Linked DNA regions of Homo sapiens: region 2 is linked to region 1. A link is a loop called in an ENCODE intact Hi-C map of the cell type or tissue named here. Cell type or tissue: PC-3. All regions are shown on one strand. Each heading gives the region's core, and the rest is flanking DNA. Links, peaks and the distances in the headings are about the cores only.

What was found. A loop is a pair of places that touch in the nucleus more often than their neighbours do. Peaks named below come from ENCODE experiments on the same cell type or tissue, not always from the same donor. Only the 100,000 strongest peaks of a DNase experiment are listed, where the experiment ranks them.
Region 2: a loop joins it to region 1, with 5 times the contacts of the local background. A loop is called at or near these places in 14 of 110 quality-filtered maps.

Annotation. Positions count from the first base shown.
Region 1 is chrX:136,482,834-136,494,391 of GRCh38, forward strand. BRS3 (bombesin receptor subtype 3) reads left to right here and starts at 5,114. Exons shown (of 3, transcript NM_001727.2): 1 at 5,114-5,715; 2 at 7,300-7,651; 3 at 9,129-10,947. The coding sequence starts at 5,282. The coding sequence ends at 9,542. In PC-3, for the core only: a CTCF peak has its summit at 6,064; no DNase peak of the experiment used is centred there; H3K4me3 peaks cover 381 bases.
Region 2 is chrX:136,157,801-136,167,053 of GRCh38, forward strand. It overlaps a transcript of FHL1 not described here. Among named protein-coding and RNA genes, the nearest start is that of FHL1, 35 kb to the right of the region's middle. In PC-3, for the core only: CTCF peaks have their summits at 5,235, 8,612 (motif pointing left) and 8,813; DNase peaks (open chromatin) are centred at 5,221 and 8,851; H3K27ac peaks cover 2,827 bases.

The DNA.
Region 1 (11,558 bases), core at 1,602-9,601:
AGGAAGCTAAACATTATGTGTGAGCAAGTATGTGTTGGAGCCACAGAAATTCAGATTTTCTGGCTATTTGTGTCCTTTATCTCTTTCATTAACCTCTTTGAGGACAGGTGCTAAGTCTTACTCATCTCAGTATCTCCCAAGAGCAAGAGCCCTAGTCCTGACAGAGGCTGTGGAGACTGCAGGGTGGCCTGATGCCCACTGGATCAGCGGCAGCATTAGGCAGAGCTGGCTCCATCCTGTGCACAGGTGAGACTTGCTAGAAAATGTCCCACTCATCCCTATCCCTCAATGGCATCTGGCCCTGGGCTTACTTTTATTCTCCCCATTTTTCAGCTTCATTGAGGCATAACTTATATACCATAAATGCACCTATTCTAAGTGTAAAGGTTGAGTTTTAATAAATGTATACAATCATGCATCCATCATCATCACACCACATAGTTTTGGAATACTTCCATCTTTCCTAAATATTCCCTGTACTGCTTAGCAGTCATCCCTGCCCCAACCTTCAGACCCAGGCAACTATTTGTGAGTTGTCTATAATTTATGGTTTTGTCTTTTCTAGCAATTTCATATTAAGGAATCATATAGTATATCTGGTGTCTTTCATTGCATACGTTTAAGATTCGTCCATGTTGTAATAAGTATCAATTGTCCTTTTTTATTGCTGTGTAGTATTCCATTGCCTGGGTAAGCCACATTTTGTTAACCCACTTGCTAACATAACAGACAGACATTTGGGTTATTTCTCATTTGATTTTACAAAAAATGCTTCAATGTTCATTTTTCTTACTAGTCTTTGTGTAGATGTATGTTTTCATTTATTTTGGGTAGAAGCCTAGAAGTGAAATTGTGGAGCTATATGGTAAATGTACAATTTTCATTGATTTGAGGCACCTGAACAGGATTAAGAAGTAGGAAGCTGAAAGTAAGCCATATGGGAATGGTACACATGGTTGAGGATATAGCAGAGAATTCCAGGAAAAGGAAGATTACTGAGAAGAAAGATAGAAATGCATTAAGAGAAAAATTCATCTACTTAATAGTTTGTACTTCAATATATGCAGGAAGCCTAAACATTTTATGTAATCACAAAATTGTCTCAATCTATTATAATAGTAGAATTTCACCTGGATCATAGCATACACCATTAGGCATGTGTGGATGGACAAGTACAGTGATAAGGGCATCTATAAAGGTACCTAAGTCTGCCAACAGCCTACATGGTTGTCCACTTTTACAGAGCCATTAAGTTTAATCATGACAAGAATTTGCCTTTAACAAAAAATTCCATTTCAAAGATTCAATTGGAATTTCTACTCTTTGCTTCTACCTCTTGGCTTTCTACTCTACCATGTAGAGTAGAATAGTACAACTGTTCCATGGCACAGTTGTATTTATTTTACCTGGTCTCTGCAGAGGCCATTCTGAACAGTAAGCTCCCCTTGGAATATGAAACTGTACCAATCAGGTTTTAGGACCAGAAGTAATGAAAGAGAACTTTGTGACAACAGAAATAATTATTACATAGCTCCAAACACACCCACATGTCGAATTATATTATCCTATAATTGATCTAACCCAATTAATCTATAACAAAGAAATCCATCCAACTTCCTAGTGCAAAAGTATAAAAGAAGAAAGCTTGATCATTAGAGACTTAAAGATTGAGAGTTCTAGTCATTCAATTTTCAGTTCTTAAATATACAAACAGATTTTGAAATTGAGTAAGAGGCAAAAAGTTTATGCACTTCATCTTTCTCCCATTGGAGAGATCACCCCAAGCACCCTGGATGATTTGGGCATAGATGCCCAAGAGTTCAGTGAATCTGGCTTACCAGGGATTAAGATATATAGGGAGGACAGCCAGCTCCAGGAAGGTTTTTGACATATCTATCACAGCAGAGAGTACCTTTTTCATTAATGAAGACCCACAGAAATATCTGTTGCACCTCAGTATCAGGAAAAAAAAAACCCATGATCCTCTTGGAAGAACTGAATTATTTTTATCCTAAGTGGTTCTCGAGTGTGGTCCCAACCAGCAGCATCCTCATCACCTGGGACCTTGTTCAAAATGCACATACTCAGGTCCCACGCCAGACCTACCAAATCAGAAGCTCTGGAGGTGGGACCCAGCAATCTGTGTTTTGATAAGCCTTCCTGATGATTCTGGGGCAAGCCAAAATTTGAGAACCACTGTCCTGTTTACTGATGGCCGAGAATCTTAGAACCAAATTGGCAGCTTCTCTCTGGCAGCTGTTTTCTAACCCCTCTCCCCACCACCTGAGAGGTAGAGAAGGCTTCTTCAGCACCCTTAGATGCCCAGCTCCTTAGAGACTTAAAAAAACATTTTTACAACACCAACTAAATTGGGCTGTGAACCAGAAAACACAACTTCAGAAAATTGGTAACTTATTCATTCAACTTCTAATACTTTTCTGAGTCAAAAAGCTGCATTAGGATTGTATTACAATTCCTTATCTAAAACCAAGTAGTTGTTTTGAAAATCTTGGATGATAATATTGACCACTTATGTACTAAAAACAAAAAAGGATTTCATCATTTTGTATAGGCCAAGTGCCTAGCTAAAAATGATTAACAAGACATGGTTATCTTTTGCTAGTGAATTATAAGGTTGTAAAAGAGATACAAAAGCAAATGCATTTAAATTATCTATCATGAATCACTGGTTAGCCTGGAAATCTCTTGTTCTTTGGTTAATAGAACACGCAGAAAACCTAAGCCTACAATGCCAAATGAGCAAATATGGCTCATTGTCAGGAACTGAGTGTTTTTCAGCTCTTGTCACTGATTTTTAACCTTTCAGAAGCCAAAGAGAATCTGTGTTTCATCTTAGTTCTGTTGAGAACTTGTGAGACCTTGGGTGAGATACTTTCCCTACTCTGGACCTCATTTCTGCCTCTGCAAAATGAGAGCATTTGATTTGATCATGTCTAGGGTCACTTCCATCTCTGATATTCTGGGATTCTGGAATTCTAGAGATCTAAGACCCCCACTGCTCCAGTACTACTCCAATACAACTACTCTCTCTTGACCGCTCTTGATCAGAAGGAAGAGGGAGAAGAAAAAGTATTCCAGTGGCTGCAGCCTGCTGAAAGCATGAGTGAGATCTGGGAATTCAGATAATCTCAGAAATCACATGCAAGCATTACAGAACTTACAAAACAGTGCCATGTGGAGATCGGCTGTGGTGTGAATTGGAAGACATGGTTTGCTCCTTGGTAAATGATACACAGGAGTCCCAGGGAGATTTTATCATTAGTTTGCTGAGAACAAGATGTGAACCCTTTAAGGAGCCCTTTTCTGTAGAGACAATCTTAAAGAACCAGCCCAGTGTATGAAATTACTAGAGTGTATATATCTGAAAGCTTAGGAACTTGGGTTTATGCAAACACTCCCCCGCACCCCCATTCCCATCAAAGGCAGTTATTTAGCTGAGTGATTCAAGCTGTGGCAATAACTTATAAAGGGTGGGGGATAGGTGTGGTTTGGGGGACTTAAACCACATCTGTCTTCCACCCTTCATGAAATTAAGGAGGTAATTGATTCAATTCATCCACTTCACTTTCTCTGAAGAACTGATTGCCCCTACTAAGTATAAAGAACAACCTTTGTTGTTCCCCCTGTTCATTAGCTAGCCAAATACTTTGCTCTTTTTCACTTCGCTCCCCAGACTACTTTCTAATATGGTTATATTTATGAACACCTCACTACATGGTTTCTAGCTGAGAGATTATGCATTGCATTTGATAATTTCAGAGAATATTTCTTAGCAGCTTCAATTAGTAACTACACTCCAACTGCTAGCTTCCTGCTCCCAAACAGTGCCCCCACCACAAACACATACATATAAAGCACATGGTTATGTTTTCTGTAAAAAGTAGCTTCTCTGGCTGGTACTGAGGTGGTTGCCTTAAATGTGTACTTCTTTCAGTTGATGTAAACATCATCTACATGCCCATCATCCCTGGAGTCACCTATTTCATTTCTTCATCTGCAAATGATGATTTTCATTCTTAAAAGTTCTTTTGTGTCAGGAGCTTGAGCAGTGATGTTCTGTATTGTTTTGTTTTGGAATAAGGCAGGTTAGGTTCCCTTTAACCATTTCTAGAGAGAAAAATCCTAAACAGCCCCTTAAAAGAAAACATGGCATTAAAACAGACAGTCAAACAGTAAAAAGTGGTTTTATTAGGACATTTAGAGACAAAGCAACTGGTGCTGTGCCTGGATTTTTCATCTCTTAAAAGGTTGTTTTGGCTGGGTGTGGTGGCTCATGCCTGTAATCCCAGCACTTTGGGAGGCTGAGGCAGGCGGATTGCCTGAGGTCAGGAGTTCAAGACCAGCCTGGCCAACATGGTGAAACCCTGTCTCTACTAAAAATACAAAAATTAGCCAGGCATGGTGGCGGGCGCCTGTAATCCCAGCTACTCGGGAGACTGAGGCAGGAGAATTGCTTGAACCCAGGAGGTGGAGGTTGCAGTGAGCCAAGATCGAGCCACTGCACTCCAGCCTGGGTGACAGAGTGAGACTCCATCTCAAAAAAAAAAAAAAAATTAAAAAGGTTGTTTTGATAGTGTACAGCACAGCCTGGATAACTGCAAAGTTGGGGTTTACCACGTGACAGAGCTAGGTATTAAGCCCAAGTGACCTGAATGATCACTCCTTGGAGGTGACATAAACCCTGTCGAAGTGTAAATGATCTGTTGCTTCACCATCTCTCTGATATTAAATTTTGAGGAGTGGGTTCAAGGTTGTGCTTCAGGGGACACCTACACTTATTTATCATGTAAAACAAAATGCACTAGACTACCATGTGATTGCAGGGGGATAAATGGTTTTTTTCTTAAAAAAAATTGACAAAACCTATATAGACCATCCTGGGTAGATATGAAAACAGGGTGATTCTAATAATAAATAAGACGATTTAATAGGGTCTAGTTGGTCCCAAGATTCCCCAACAGGGAAGAATAAGCAACTGCAGAGCATTTCCCCAGCCCCCTCCCTCTCCTTATGACAGGACACGCCAATAAAACTCCACCTCCTACTCTTCAGTGCCAGATGGGTAAGCATTTAGCCAAGCATGCTGGGAGACACACAGAACTGAAGCAAAGGAGTATCTGGATGTCTTGGATTTTCTTCCCATTCTGTTCTGTTCTGTTCTCCTAATACCATCTCGTTACTAGACGTAGGCATTGGACGTGACAATCAACTGCATTTGAACTGAGAAGAAGAAATATTAAAGACACAGTCTTCAGAAGAAATGGCTCAAAGGCAGCCTCACTCACCTAATCAGACTTTAATTTCAATCACAAATGACACAGAATCATCAAGCTCTGTGGTTTCTAACGATAACACAAATAAAGGATGGAGCGGGGACAACTCTCCAGGAATAGAAGCATTGTGTGCCATCTATATTACTTATGCTGTGATCATTTCAGTGGGCATCCTTGGAAATGCTATTCTCATCAAAGTCTTTTTCAAGACCAAATCCATGCAAACAGTTCCAAATATTTTCATCACCAGCCTGGCTTTTGGAGATCTTTTACTTCTGCTAACTTGTGTGCCAGTGGATGCAACTCACTACCTTGCAGAAGGATGGCTGTTCGGAAGAATTGGTTGTAAGGTGCTCTCTTTCATCCGGCTCACTTCTGTTGGTGTGTCAGTGTTCACATTAACAATTCTCAGCGCTGACAGGTGAGTTTCTTTTCTCCATTATATTTGCCAGGATGTGAAATTGGGCAAAAAGAAAGGAAAGCTTGTACTTAGCATTTACTGGCTACTATTCTGCTTTTCTCACACTCTGTAACGTGGATGTGAGATTGGAAAATCTGGTGGCATTTAAAATAAAAGTTAGTGTAAGAATGTTAAAATTTCTGTGTTAGCACGGAGGAGAAGTTGAAATTGCATGCTTTATGGATAATTTATTCTTATTGTTTGCTCGGAAGTATACTGAACGGGGTTTTTATTTTTCTCCAGTTTATTAAGTAAAGCAAATTGTTCCAGGTGTAAAGGAAAAAAATTCATGCTTTATACATTAGTGCAGCCTAGTGGTGCAATATAGTCAACATGAAAACCAGGATAGGTGTGAAATTGACCACATATGTATAACTGTATATTGGAAGAGTGGTAAAAAGACACAGGCATCTAATTTATTTGAAATTCATCAAATTAGCTAATGGCAGAAAAACGGTGAGGTTTTCAACTCCCTGGTAACTTAGTGTAATGTCATCACGTAATTCTACTTGTTTTCTCTGTAGGCATTCAGTGACATTATCATTTCCAGAGAAATAAATTAATCTTGGTTGACTTTTAGAGCTCTGTGGAGAGAGCGTGTGAGATCCTCTTGCAGTCAGGGTGTTCAGATTCTGTGTTAGGATATTTTCAGTCCAAGTACTCTGTTTTTCTGTGTTCCTATTGTAGAATAACTGTAAAAACATGAAAAAATTTGAGGCTCCAAATGTTAAAAATGATGCTTTACAAAGCCTGCAAGATTCCTGTAAGTAATCGATGTTTGGCAGTACCAGAAGGAATAACTTCTTCAGATTCTAGAATCTGAGAGGAGGAAAACCTTTCCCTGTGTCTTTTGATGATTTTTGCTTTGACTGGTCTTATATTCTATTTGAGGGCAGACTGGCTTAATGACTGTAGATTTTAAGGTGGATTTGTTTGAATGAGGAGGTATCTCTGTACCGGCACAGGACTTCTGATTGCAACTTTGCCTCGCCCTAAATCTGTCCACTGATCAGGTTGGGCAACGAATTAACACTTACAAACGGGGAAGAAATTAATCCTCTCCTCTTTACCACATAAACCCTTGGAATTCTCTTCTAGGAAGGTTGATAACTGTTCACTCATGAAGAAAGGAAAATTAATTCAGTTTAACATCAGTCACTTATACAAAAGAAGTCTTTTAGGTACCTTAAGTGTATTACACTTAAGGTAATACACAGGTGGTGAATTACTCTCAGTCACACATAAAGTCATGCTGATAAATGTTTATTTGTCCTAAATAGAGAGTCTATACATAAAATTATAAAATTGCAAATCTGGAATATCTCATAGGAGTGAATAATGGAAAAGGAGATTAGCATAAATAAAAATATTGGGATGTATTATGTGCATTTAAAACCATAGCCAATTCTAGTTGGTTAATGTTGACTTGGTTATACACATATGCACGGAGGGTAGAACTGGATGACCACTAAGGTCACTTCTCACCCTAAAATTTGGTAACTTTGACATTTATTTGGACCTTTGCCTCTGATTATGTGTTTCTAGATACAAGGCAGTTGTGAAGCCACTTGAGCGACAGCCCTCCAATGCCATCCTGAAGACTTGTGTAAAAGCTGGCTGCGTCTGGATCGTGTCTATGATATTTGCTCTACCTGAGGCTATATTTTCAAATGTATACACTTTTCGAGATCCCAATAAAAATATGACATTTGAATCATGTACCTCTTATCCTGTCTCTAAGAAGCTCTTGCAAGAAATACATTCTCTGCTGTGCTTCTTAGTGTTCTACATTATTCCACTCTCTATTATCTCTGTCTACTATTCCTTGATTGCTAGGACCCTTTACAAAAGCACCCTGAACATACCTACTGAGGAACAAAGCCATGCCCGTAAGCAGGTATGTATTAATCAGTACTCATGCAAATCTAGTTTGAATTTAGAAGTGAAGTTCCTACTTTTGCACAGTGAGTAACTGTGTATCTTCCTGTTTATAAATGCAATAGCAGTGTAGTATTTTTGTTATGAGCATAGGCTCCGGTTTGAATCCCAGTTCTATCACGTACTAGCTGAGTAATCTTGAGCAAGTTACCTAACCTTTCTGAGCCTCGGTTTCCTCATCTGTAAAATGAAGATGATTACTAGATGATATAGATGAAATGCTTAGGTGCAGAGTAAGTATTTCAATAAATGGTAAGACTACTACTATTAGAGAGGGGACAATTGAAGTTTGAGAGTAGTCAAAATTTTTTACCCCATGGAATAGTGGGGAACACTGCATAAGATGATACTATGAAGAAAAGCATCTTTTGTTTTAGAAAGTGTAACAGAATAAAAATACATAGCATATAGAACTGGCAAGAATCCGTAACACTATTCAATGCAAACCACTTACACACAGATGAGCAAACTGAGGTGGGGAGGAGTGAGGGGAAAGAGTGGAATGCAAGTAGCACGAGAACACAGTGACTCACAGAAGCTTGATTAAGACCACTGCAAGAGCCACGTGTACCCTCCCTCTCATAAATATGGACAGAATAAAAGGAATGTTGCCAAAACATAGTTCCATTTGATTAAAAATATTTTTCTAACCTCTGGGAAAGGGGGAGAGAGGATTCCATTTACCCCTTGATCGGTACGCAGAGAACTGTGCCTTTTTTAGAGCTAGTCCATTCAGTTAGTTTAACAATGGTGCTCATGAGACTGAAGTTGCATATTTAATACCCATGTGAACCAGTTACCTTTGCTCTATTTGTGACCACAGGCTATATATTCACCTAACTTGGCTCATTTCTCTTATTAATAGATGTAGGTAGGATTATCTTCACATAAAAAGGACAGCACATTTTGGATTTACTTCTTTGACTATATGGTTAGAATTCCTATAGAGTAAAAACAATTTTAGTTACCAGCTTGGCAACTTTCATAGACCTCAAAACAATATTCTGACCTAGTCAGCTTCTGCTGATGCAGTGAAAGCAATTTTGTATAGCGTCTCTTTGTTTTTAATTACAGTAAATTTTGGAGAATTCCACGGCATTCTTCGAGTTAACTGCAGACATCCTAGAGTATCTCGAAATTAGGGGGAAAGGTATCTCTGAATTAGAGTTAATGAGCCCAAGATCAGAGGTTACCATGCCAATTGACTTGCTGTGTTATATAGTCACAGGCTGACTTCCTGCACATCCCAGCCAGTTAGCATACAAATGCATGTTCAAAGGGAAATCAGCTGTAATTAACTGTAAATTTCTATGTAAATTTATAGGATAACTTTTTAAAATCTCTCACAGCTAAATGTTTTGTTTTTTTTGTTGTTGTTGTTTTTTGTGTTTTTTTTTTTTTTTTTTTTTTTTTTGCTATGTTTCTTCCCCCTATAGATTGAATCCCGAAAGAGAATTGCCAGAACGGTATTGGTGTTGGTGGCTCTGTTTGCCCTCTGCTGGTTGCCAAATCACCTCCTGTACCTCTACCATTCATTCACTTCTCAAACCTATGTAGACCCCTCTGCCATGCATTTCATTTTCACCATTTTCTCTCGGGTTTTGGCTTTCAGCAATTCTTGCGTAAACCCCTTTGCTCTCTACTGGCTGAGCAAAAGCTTCCAGAAGCATTTTAAAGCTCAGTTGTTCTGTTGCAAGGCGGAGCGGCCTGAGCCTCCTGTTGCTGACACCTCTCTTACCACCCTGGCTGTGATGGGAACGGTCCCGGGCACTGGGAGCATACAGATGTCTGAAATTAGTGTGACCTCGTTCACTGGGTGTAGTGTGAAGCAGGCAGAGGACAGATTCTAGCTTTTCAAGGAAAAATGCTGCTTCTCCTCCCAGCGTGTGTATCCGACTCTAAGCTGTGTGCAGGTGTATGGTGTCCAGATTTTTGTTGTTTGAAAAGTGTGTTGAAATCTTAGGAGTGAAGGATCCCTATAAGTAAGTAAAATACAAACCATTACTTTCTTCAAAGTACAAATAGTAATGTCATCGGGCTTTCTAAATAAAATGAAGCCCCACTAAGTGCAGAAAGACAAGTTTATATATGCCAGTGAATCGTAAGGGAAGTCAAATGGGAAGGAAGGTGTAATAAACAAGATGAAACTTAAAAATCTCATTTGTTGTTTAATCACATCTGTGATGCTTCTAACTCCTCATATACTGTGATTTGCATAAAATTGTGTTTGTGTTTACTGTGTGGTGTAAATCTAGAGATACTTTGTATGTGAAAAGGGGATCACAAAAGAGAGAAAGCATCTCTTAGGCTATTTTCTTAAAAATAAACCTTCACAGAATGGCTGTCCTTTTCCATTAATCTGTATTCCATTGTAGCTGAATCTGTGCAGTTGAAATGAAAATGTTTTGGAGTCAGCGAATATAAAGCACTGAGTAAGGATCTGGGGCACAGTGCTTGCCTTACTGGGTCAACACTTACAACTGCCATGGATTAATAACTGGGCTAAGTTATCATTCACAAATATTGTTAGGAACTTGCCTTATTCATAGGCAGAATAAGTGGTCATGTTTATGGTGTCATTTGAGGACCTCTGTTGAAAAATCTGCAAACCTGCCACAGTGTCTGAAATTCTTCCTTTACAGAAATTCGTTTCTTTCTGGTAAGCAGTGCCCTCTTTCTAAAAACATGCAGAAGTACCATATGAAATCCCTAACCCCTGGGTGTGCAATTGTGATCAGATCATCTTCCTGCTTGACTTTATTAAACCCAATGGGTGCCTAAGTCCTGTAAGTGTATGGCCTAATTAATCTCTGCCCATGGAAATCAGATGGAAAGTTCTGATTTTCTATCCTGTGCTCCTACCTGCTAACATCATTCACTTGTTAATAATTATTGTTTTAAAAAAAAAAACTCTTGTCAATAGACGTGTCAGATTTAGACCTGTGGTTTCAGAAAAATTTTTGGAGCAAATTTAAACATGTTTGGCACTATAGGTAAATTTGTATTTAAAAAAAAAAACAATGTTTGAGTGTGCTTTTGGTAATGCTGAGCTTTCTTTAAATGGCTTGTGGAGTCGTGAACTTTTGCTAATGATGTGGCTCCAAAAGGTAATACATATTAACATTAGACTTTAACTTTCTGTAAAATTGGTTTACTTAAAGTTGGGCGGGGGGTGTGATACTGTATTAGTATTGTTTTAAAGTGGACACTGTAACACGTGTGGAAAAACAAATAAATATGAAATAAAGTTTTAAATGACTCTGTGTAACTTTATATTCTAAAAACAGTATTTCTGACAGAATATAACGGAACCCATTTTAATTCCAAAATGTTACTTTCAAGTCACAGAGCCCTAAAACAATCTTACTATTTTCCTCACTCTGAGTAAAAATTACATCTTTACTCTCCTAAACTCTAATAACTTTTCAGATATAACTTGATAAAAGTACCAGAATACTAAAGTGAAGACAGCTTTTTGGAAGTTCATAAAACTAGAACTCAAAGAACTTTTTTTTTTTCCATTCTCAGCAATCCTTAGGTGAGTTAGGGATATAAAATAATTCCCTAAATGGCTGTGTAGGGCATCAGCCTCCTTCCATCCGTAGTTGTAGTTGGCTTAAAATTCACAGCTTTGCTTTGATTTTTGAGAGGGTGGTCTCTTTTTCAACAGATTATCCTTGTCATGGCTAACCTTACAAGTAGGCCCTAATAGCCACAATTTTTTTCACACTGACTTTTGTGGTTCCAGAAATGTTTCTATGGAAAATTTCATTTCTTTGGAGAGAATTCTAAATGGCGTGGATAGCTGGGATATATACAAAATAAATTCTGTATACATCTCAGTGTTGCTCGGGGTCTTCCCTGAC
Region 2 (9,253 bases), core at 1,254-9,253, 330 kb before region 1:
ATTTCCTAGAATCTTTCCCTCATCCTCTGCAAGTAAGCTACTTAGTAAATAGTTTCATTATGTACTTGAATTGAAGAGAAATTACAGCCAAGAGAAAAACAATTCTGATAGACAGAAAAGCAGTGTATGTTCTTCTCAAGTAGTTACAGTGAGGTGTTAAATCCCTCAAGAACCAGAGAAGTAAAATTTGAATTTTGCTTCGTACTTATTTGTAAAGTAAAAATGAAGACTGAGAATAAAGGTTTTATATGTATCTATCTGTCTAATCATTCATCCATCCACCCATCCCTCCAGCTAGTGTGTGTATATATGTTTCTGTATAAAATTACTATGTATTAATAACCCTATCCCTTGAGGATTACAAAAGATTTGAAGGCTTCAGAGGGAATTTTCTGTGCATGAAAGGTGTACTGTCTTTACACACTTAGGTGCAAAGCAAGCTTTTCATATGCTGTTATTACTCTCATTGATATATTTAATTGAACTAATAATTATTGAGCAATTTAAAGGCTGCTGCATTGAGATGGAGTTTGTCCCTTCGTTTGTCACCTTCTAGAAAAATCCAAGTGTCAAAAAATATCTCGCTGGCTCTCTGTTCTGTTGCTATTACTTCGGCATGCGTCGTCTCCTCTTGCCACTCTCGATTTCTACTGTTTCTGCCCTATCTTCCTTCCCTGATTTTCCTCCTCCATGTCTTTCCCGTATCCTGATGCCACTTCTCTTGCACTGCTCTGATTTCTCATGAGAAAGCCATTTTTATAAACATCTCCAGACCGAGAGGGCAGCAGACTAATTCCAATGTGTCAGATAGCATCTTGGAGGCTGTTTCTCCTGTGATCCAACACTTTTTTCACACTCCTTTCCAGTTTCGAGCTGTACTGGAAATTGGAGAGTTGTGAAAGGATGGTTTTTGGATAATCAAAGTTGAATATACTTGCTGGGCTGTGTTATGACCGTCTTTGAAGCCACGAATCATTAAAAATAAGTGAATAGTTTACATTATAATATTCCTAGGAAACTTCCTTTGATAATTGTAAAGCAATTAAAATTGTCCTGAGATAAGGTGATTTATTGTTTTTCAGAATGGGCCATAAAGATATTAAAGAACCCATTCAACATTTGTCAAAACCCATAAAATGCACAACGCAATGAATGAACCCTAATGTAAACCCTAGACTTTAGTTCATTATAATGTATTAACGTTGGCCCATCAATTGGGACAAATGTACCACATCAATACAAGATATTAATAATAGGGGAAACTGGGAGATGGATGCTAAGGAGGTATACAGAAACTCAGTACTTCCTGCTTAGTTTTTCTGTAAACCTAAAACTGCTAAAAAAAAAAAAAGTCTACTAATTAAAAAAAAAAACTCTTCAAATGTATGGGTTTCAGAAATACAAAGACTAGATCAGGAGCTTTTTATTATTACCGTGTGGATTAAAGTCTACTGTTTGTGGCCAGGTACAGTGGCTCATGCCTGTAATCCCAGCAATCTGGGAGGCTGAGGTGGGTGGATCACTTAAGGCCAGGAGTTTGAGACCAGCCTGGCCAACATGATGAAACCCTGTCTCTACTGAAAATACAAAAATTAGCCGGGTGTGGTGGCATGTGCCTGTATTCCCAGCTATTCGGGTGGTTGAGGTGGGAGAATCACTTAAACGCGGGAGGCAGAGGTTGCGGTGAACCGAGATCACGCCACTGTACTCCAACCTGGGAGACAGAGTGAGACCCTGTCTTAAATAAATACATAAATAAATAAATAAATTCCAGTGTTTGTTTTTCAGAATGAGTGAAATAAGAGATGTGTTTCTCCTTGAGTGATGTAACTTGTGGCACGAGCCCCTGAAAAGGGGAAGTATGAGGTTCCAGGAGAGCTGCCCAGTACCTCCAATGCTATGTCTAGTTGCACAATAGTCAGTAGATAGGTCAGTGGGAGCAGTGGGTTGGGACTTCGCTTGCCACCCTTGAAACATCATGCCATCTTTGCAGTGGAGTCCCAGATTTGGCAAATTCCCTGCCCTACAACCCAGTGGGCCCTCTTTTGACCCTTGCATTTGTGGTATCATTAGCAACAGTGACAGTTGGTGAACTTATGCCAACTCTGAGCCAATATCCAGGTCAGAGTTTGATTGCTTTGGGCCAAAGGCTATTATTGCATGGCTTGTAGAAGCATAGGCCCAATGCCAGAACTTCCATGCACTTACTCAGTATGGCCAGCTCTACAGTAAACGTGTGTGAAAAGATTCGGTTTTTATAGGCATTAATGTAAATAGTTTCTTTATATTGGACCTGGGTAACTATGATGGGCAATTACAAGTACCCATTGCTTTCCTGAGTTGGCTATGAGAACAGAACATTCTGTGGTACGTGGTAGTGGGGGTGAGGGGAGGATCAGGTCTAAGAGGGACATTGCAGCTGCAAAGGGAAAGAAAAAAACTGAGAAGCCATCAAGGATTAGAAGGCAAATGGGAGCCATCACTCAAGCACTGTGTATCTTGAAGTGGTTGTCTGTCAGGTCTGTGATAAGACCTGGGGTGAAAAACCTCATAGTTCATGTGATTATCTGAAAAATACCAATAAAGGGAAGAGTTGATTATAGAGTTCGCCTGTTTAGTTTTTTTGTTTGTTTGTTTGTTTTTTTTGAAACTGTGTCTTGCTCTGTCACACAGGCTGGAAAACAGTGACGATCGTGGCTCACTGCAGTCTTGACCTCCTGGGCGCAAACAATCCCTCTGCTTCAGCCTCCTGAGTAGCTGGGACTGCAGGTGTGCATCACCACACCCATCTAATGTTTTAGTTTCGTAGAGGCAGGGTCTCGCTATATTGTCCAGGCTGGTCTCAAACTCATGGCTTGTTTAGCTTATTAAACTTTATTTTGTATATTGGAAATAATTCTTTGTGTACAGATCTGTTAGGTGTCCTCATTGTTACATCTATTGTTAGACAGAATTTTATTTTTCTTAATTTCATTGGTTGCCTGAATTGACTATATATGTGGTACCACCTGTTAAAAGCAGATTTTGATGAGGAAGGGGAGAAAGAGGATAAAAATAACCTCTCCCTCAAGTCCCATTTCATGATGGAAGCTAGGATTCCAGTTCAGTGGCCAGGCTAAATGGTCACTTGATGCCAGTAGTGAGCTACTGCCACTGGATTTCTTTCAGTCAGCTTCACAATCGACACCAAATCCTGCAGCTGACGTGACTTTACTGCAATTCATGTTGATTGGAAAAATGGCAAAAGTCACCATCTAACCCAATCATAATATGTTTGTTTCCCAGATATAGACAGGCTGGGTTCGTCATTAGGCCTAGTGTAGTCATGCTCCCTAACTACTGTGAGTATCTGGAAGGATTGGGGAGGTATAGTGGCAGCGGCTTGTGGGACAGGCATGTGACAGCATCCTTTTGCCCCCTTGCTGCTCACCCACCTGCTTCTTGCCACCTATTGGCTCCTCTTTGTCTTCCCCTCATTCTGTCTTCTCTTTATCCTTAATCCAGTTACTTTTGAATTTTCTGTTAAGGAACCAGGAGAGCCTCAGCATGAAAATAATTGGCTTAAGTATTCAAAGTACCAGAGCAACATACTTTATAATTCTTGGACTGCCTGATTGTTACTGCTGCAGTGGTTTGTTGGGTATTAAATGAGACTTAGGGTATTTTGTAAACGTTTTCTGACATACAATTTGAAAGTTGAATTTTGTCACCTTACAAACTTAGTTATTCCTGCAACTTTTAAAACCCCCCTAAATTTTCCTTATGTGTTCATGATTATCCCCATAGCAGATAATGGCCACATGCGTGCTGATATGAAGGATTTGCTCCAGGGCTAATTGATGGGAGCAGAGCTGCCCAGTTGCTGAATTGTAAGGAAACAGTTCATGGAGCGCCAATGCCAATTTAGGAAAAGTATGGGGCTGAGTACTTAGTAAGATGAAATAAAAAAATATTTATCCAGTGCTTACTCTAAGGAGAAGGCACTTGGCTAGGTTTGCTAGATGCTGTGGGGAGCCTTAAAACAACAGTGATCTCTTCAAGGCCGGGCGTGGTGGCTCATGCCTGTAATCCCAGCACTTTGGGAGGCCGAGGCAGGCGGATCACTTGAGGTCAGGAGTTTGAGACCAGCATGGACAATATGGTGAAACCCCGTTTCTACTAAAAATACAAACATTAGCTGGGTGTGGTGGCATCTGCCTGTGGTCCCAGCTACTCAGGAGGCTGAGGCAGGAGGATCACTTGAACCTGGGATATGGAGGTGGCAGTGAGATGAGATTGTGCCACTCCACTCCAGCCTGGGCGACAGAGAGAGACCCTGTCTCAAAAAAAAAAAAAAAAAAAAAGTACTAGCGATCTCTTCAAGCAAAGAACGCCCATTCTAATTGGAGAAGCTGTTAAAGACACATGAAGGATGTGGTGGAAAGAGTATTGAACTGCATAGGGTGTGGGGAGAGAGTCAGGAGTTTTGAATCCTAGCCTGAGTTCTGCCACTAAGCATTGGAAACTCTGGGCAAATCATCTCCCCACTCTGGGTCTCAGTTTATAAAAAGGCAAATGAACGAGATCATCTCTAAGATATTCTGTAGATTGATTCATAAATGTGGAAGAGATTCTGGAAAACGGAAGCTTGAGCCCAGGAGTTCCAGACCAGCCTGGGCAACATGGTGAGACTCTGTCTCTACAAAAAATACAAAACATTAGCCTGGTGAGGTGATGTGTGTTTGTAGTCCCTGTTTCTCAGGAGGCTGAGGTGGGAGGATCACATGGGCCCAGGAGGCTGCAGTGAGCTATCACCTGGGAGCTTGTTAGAAATGCAACTTTCATGGGCCCCACTCCAGACCTAGGGAATCAGAAACGCTGGGGATGGGGCCCCGCCATCTGTGTCCTAACAAGGTCCTCTCTCAGGAGATTTTGAGGCACAATAAAGTCTGACAATTACAGGCTATAGGAATTTGGGTCAGTGGTTCTCAGCCTCTGCCATACAATAGATTCATCTGGGGGAACTTTGTTGGGGGTGGGGCGCTGACTTTGTTTGTGCTGCTGTAACAGAATATCTGAGACTGGATACCTTATAAAGAACAGAAATCTATTTCTCACGGTTCTGGAGACTGGGAAGTCCCAAGATCAAGGTGCAAACAGGTTCGATTGTTAAGGGCTGCTCTCTGCTTCCAAGATGACACTTTAGTTCTCCAGCCTCCAGAGGGGAGGAACGCCCTGCCCTCATGTGGCGGAAGGCAGAAGGGCAAGAGAGCCAAAGGCTCTGTTGAAGCTTTAATCCCATCCACCAGGGAGGAGCTCTCCCGGTTTAATCACCCCACCTCTTAGAGGCCCCACCTCTCAATACCATCACATTGTCCATTAAGATTCAACACCTGAATCTTGGACACATGAAAACCGTAGCAGGCACCCAGGCATCACTAGTTGCTTTGGCTCTCCAGGTGCCGCCAATTTTGAGAATCACTGGTTTAGGGGAAAGTGGCATGAACCAAGACTTCTGTCATTCTCTAGCTGCAATGAACGTCAGATGCAGGGAGTCAGCCAAAGCCAGAGGCTTGAATTTCACTCAAAGAAACTTGGCCTTTAGATTACAATGGAGAAAGGTTTTTGGCAATGGGAGTGATACATCCGAGGTGGAACATTTGAGAGATGATTCTGATGCTAGCTATGTGAAGAAGAGGGCATACCCATAGTTAAGAAATCTGATGAAATAGTCTGGTGTGAAGTGATAATGGGCCAAATTAGGACCTTAGAAATGAAATTATAAGGAAGAAAATGTATGAAAGCTCTTTTGCAGGAAAAATGGGCAGGGTTTGGCGATGGTTGCTGGGGTGACAGCAATGTTAGAATGTCTTTGGTTCAGGAGTACCTCTCAGACTTCTGGGAGGGCCAGTGCTCTCTAGATGCATCTGGCAAAATTGTCATGTATGGATCTGTACAATTCTTTGTTTTTTGTTGCTTTGATTTAGGAGTTATAATGCGGAGGTGACCCACAGCAAGTTATAGAAAAATACAGAATTACAGTCACCTCAAAAGCTACTCATGGTCATCATGTCAGAGGGAAAAAATGCTGTTTTTCTTTTAAGGAAAGAATGCTTGGAGTTGTGGGAAAGTTGTAGACTTGGCAATGAGTAATTCAAGCCTATCAGTCAATTAAGTGAGTTTTTATTTTATCATTTGTTTTATTTGGGAGCTGCTGTAATAGTCATTGAGAGGACATCAGTCTTCATATTTTTAAAACAAAACAAAAATACCATTGAACATTAGGGCAAAGGACAAGAATTTCAAGGTTTTTACCTTTTGACTTCAGCAAATATTTGCTGCTCCATTTTTCTTGCTAGATTTTGCCATTTGACTTGTGTTTTTCCTTTGTTCCAATTTGTTCTTTGTGCTTGATAACTGTAGTGTACTCTATTTTTTTTTTTTTGAGACACAGTCTTGCTCTTTTGCCCAGGTTGGAGTACAGTGGTGCAATCTCGGCTCACTGCAACCTCTGCCTCCTGGATTCAAGTGATTCTCGTGTCTCGGCCTCCCAAGTAGCTGGAATTACAGGCACGCACCACCATGTCTGGCTCATTTTTGTATTTTCAGTAGAGATGGGGCTTCACCATGTTGGCCAGGCTGGTCTCGACCTCCCAAAGTGCTGGGATTACAGGCGTGCATCACTGCTCCTTGCCTCTATTCTATTTTCGATGGCTTTTTTATTCATAAGTATTCTTAAGGTTTTAATATTCCAGTTAAAAAATAAATATATTTGTCCCTTTATGTTTTTCCCCAATATACTTATTCTTCCTTTATGACCAAAAATTATTCAAATTTGCATCCAGAAATGGCTCACAGAAAGAGCTCCTTGGTATTTATTTAGGGCATGGTGGGACCTTTTGTTAGTTTCTAGGTCATGCCACATCTGGAAGGAAAGACACCTTTTATTTACTAATTTGAAAATCTATGAAAGCAGACTCAGTATTTTACAGGGTTGCATATATTCCTATGCAAAGTTGCATATATTCCTATGCAAAGTTAAAAATGACTCACTACTCCAACTTTGGTAAATGTGTGCACTTTAGTTTTTGAAAGAAGTGCAAAAATCTGCAGAAAAATCTGGACTAATCATAACTTGAAATTTTTAGTATATCTGGTAGATAACTTTTAAAAATATAACCCATCTTTTCCCAAACTGGATAGGGATAATTCCTCTCTTTGCAAATTGTGAGGAATATTATGATTGTATCATATAAAATAAATATAGAAACGTGTAGAATAAATGATCTTCCAGAGTATATAGAGGATATCACCAGATAATACTCTGTACTAAATATAAGGACACAAAACTGGACTTTATTATATTTCTATAACTGGTAATATCCTTCCAGTTTTTGCTTGTTTATTAAATGAATATACTGTTAAAGATTTGGTTATGTTGTAGATCTTAATTATGTTGGAATTATTAAAAATGAGGCATCTTTAATCTGTACTGCTTATTTCCAATAAATTATTTTGCCGAATGAGAGCCAGTTTACCAGTTCTTTTGTTAAAGAAAATGAGCCAGTGGCTACCTCAGTTGTATTTATCATTGCCTTTTATGGTAAACATTTAAAATGTGTTTTTAATGGTGCACATGCCGATGTTTCTGACCTCTATAGTAGCATAAGTATTTGAATAAAAGTGAGGTAAATGAGAAGTCTGTGCCACCCAGTCTCATCACAAGTGTACCTAATTAAGAAGATGTTTGGAATTCACTGTTCTTTGATTTCTTGGGTGGGAGAGAATATTCTGAAGGCTGTGATTAAGGAATCGTTACCATGACAATCACATTCAAAGAATTGAGAGGAGACAATGAGTCTGTGGGGGATCATCTCTTTTGATTGATTTGACTCTTCTTTTAAGTTCTTTCAAACAGCTGTTGTCACTGGATTTTCTTTTCCACGTAATTCACACAATTGATTGGTGATGTGGGGATCATTGAAGCTTGGTTGTCAGTAGTGATAAGGGTCAGCAGTGTCCATGACCACAATACTTTTGCTAAACCTGGAGAGTGATTGTATGTGTTAAATGTCACTAAAAAGTAACTCTTGGCTTCTTTCTGGAATAATATATGTGGTTTGTCTATTTTCACTTATTAATTTTGTCAGGGTGGGATATGATTATCATGATCTCTTTGAAAGCATGACTAACTCTAAAGTGTTTGAGCTTTATTTTGGATTACTTTGCTGTCATCTTACCCAGTGTTTTGTGTGCTGTTTTGTTTTTATTCTTTAACTTGCACAATGTTGTCAACGTAATTTATATGATGTTCTGGTCAGAGACACAGTTACACGCTGCAGATTGAAAAGTACACACAAATATACCCACCATGAGTGCTTCAGCCTCACGACCCCAGCTCATGTTAAGTGGGACATGCTAGTACAGATGATAAAGTGAAATGGAGATACAAAGGCAGTTCAGATCTGACTGTCAATTTTTCTCCTTTGTGGACTAATTCTGGGTGGTGAAACCATGAACTATGGAACGAAGACTGCTCCAGCATGAGTCTGAGTTGAATCCCATGTGAGAGCTTTGCCTCCTCAGCCTTTGGGCCTTTCTTTCTTCTGCCCTCTGGAGGGTGTCAGAGAACATGAAATGCAAGGACTTTCTGGAAAGGATAGCCAGGGTTTGGTCTGGTAACTAGAAGACACTTTCCCTGCCCCTTCCCCACCACCCCCTCCAAGCCGGAACATGTAGAGGTGAGGAGCAGACAGAGAGATGGCAGGGAAGCCATTGGCAAGGTGGGAATCTTAGGAAGGAAGTGATTCCGGTTCTTGAAAAAGACAACCGGATTCCATTAAGTAGAATCGGTATGAATTGTACTCATCTCTAGGAAAAATCAATTCCAGAAGGGTGAGTAAGATGAAATATGATAAGACTAGTGTGTGACAGATTCAGGTTTGAAGCTTAAGGTGGATGGAATCGAAAGAAAGGTATATTTGGTGTCAAGTGTTTGTGGCGGCATGTGAAATCATTATCCACGTTTGATAACAGTTTGACTCTTTGCCTGCTATAATAATAGTAGTAAGTATGTATTTAACATTCAATGCGTACCTTGTGTGGGGGAGGCACTGCTAAATGCTTTGCATGGACGTACCTCCTTACCTCTATGAGGTAGGTGGCCATTATGATGCTCATAGAGGCTGGACAGCTAATATGAGGCGGAGCCTGTATTTGGGCTCAGGCAGTCTGACTCTGGTGCCCCTGCTGTGAAGAGCTGTGCCCTGCTGCA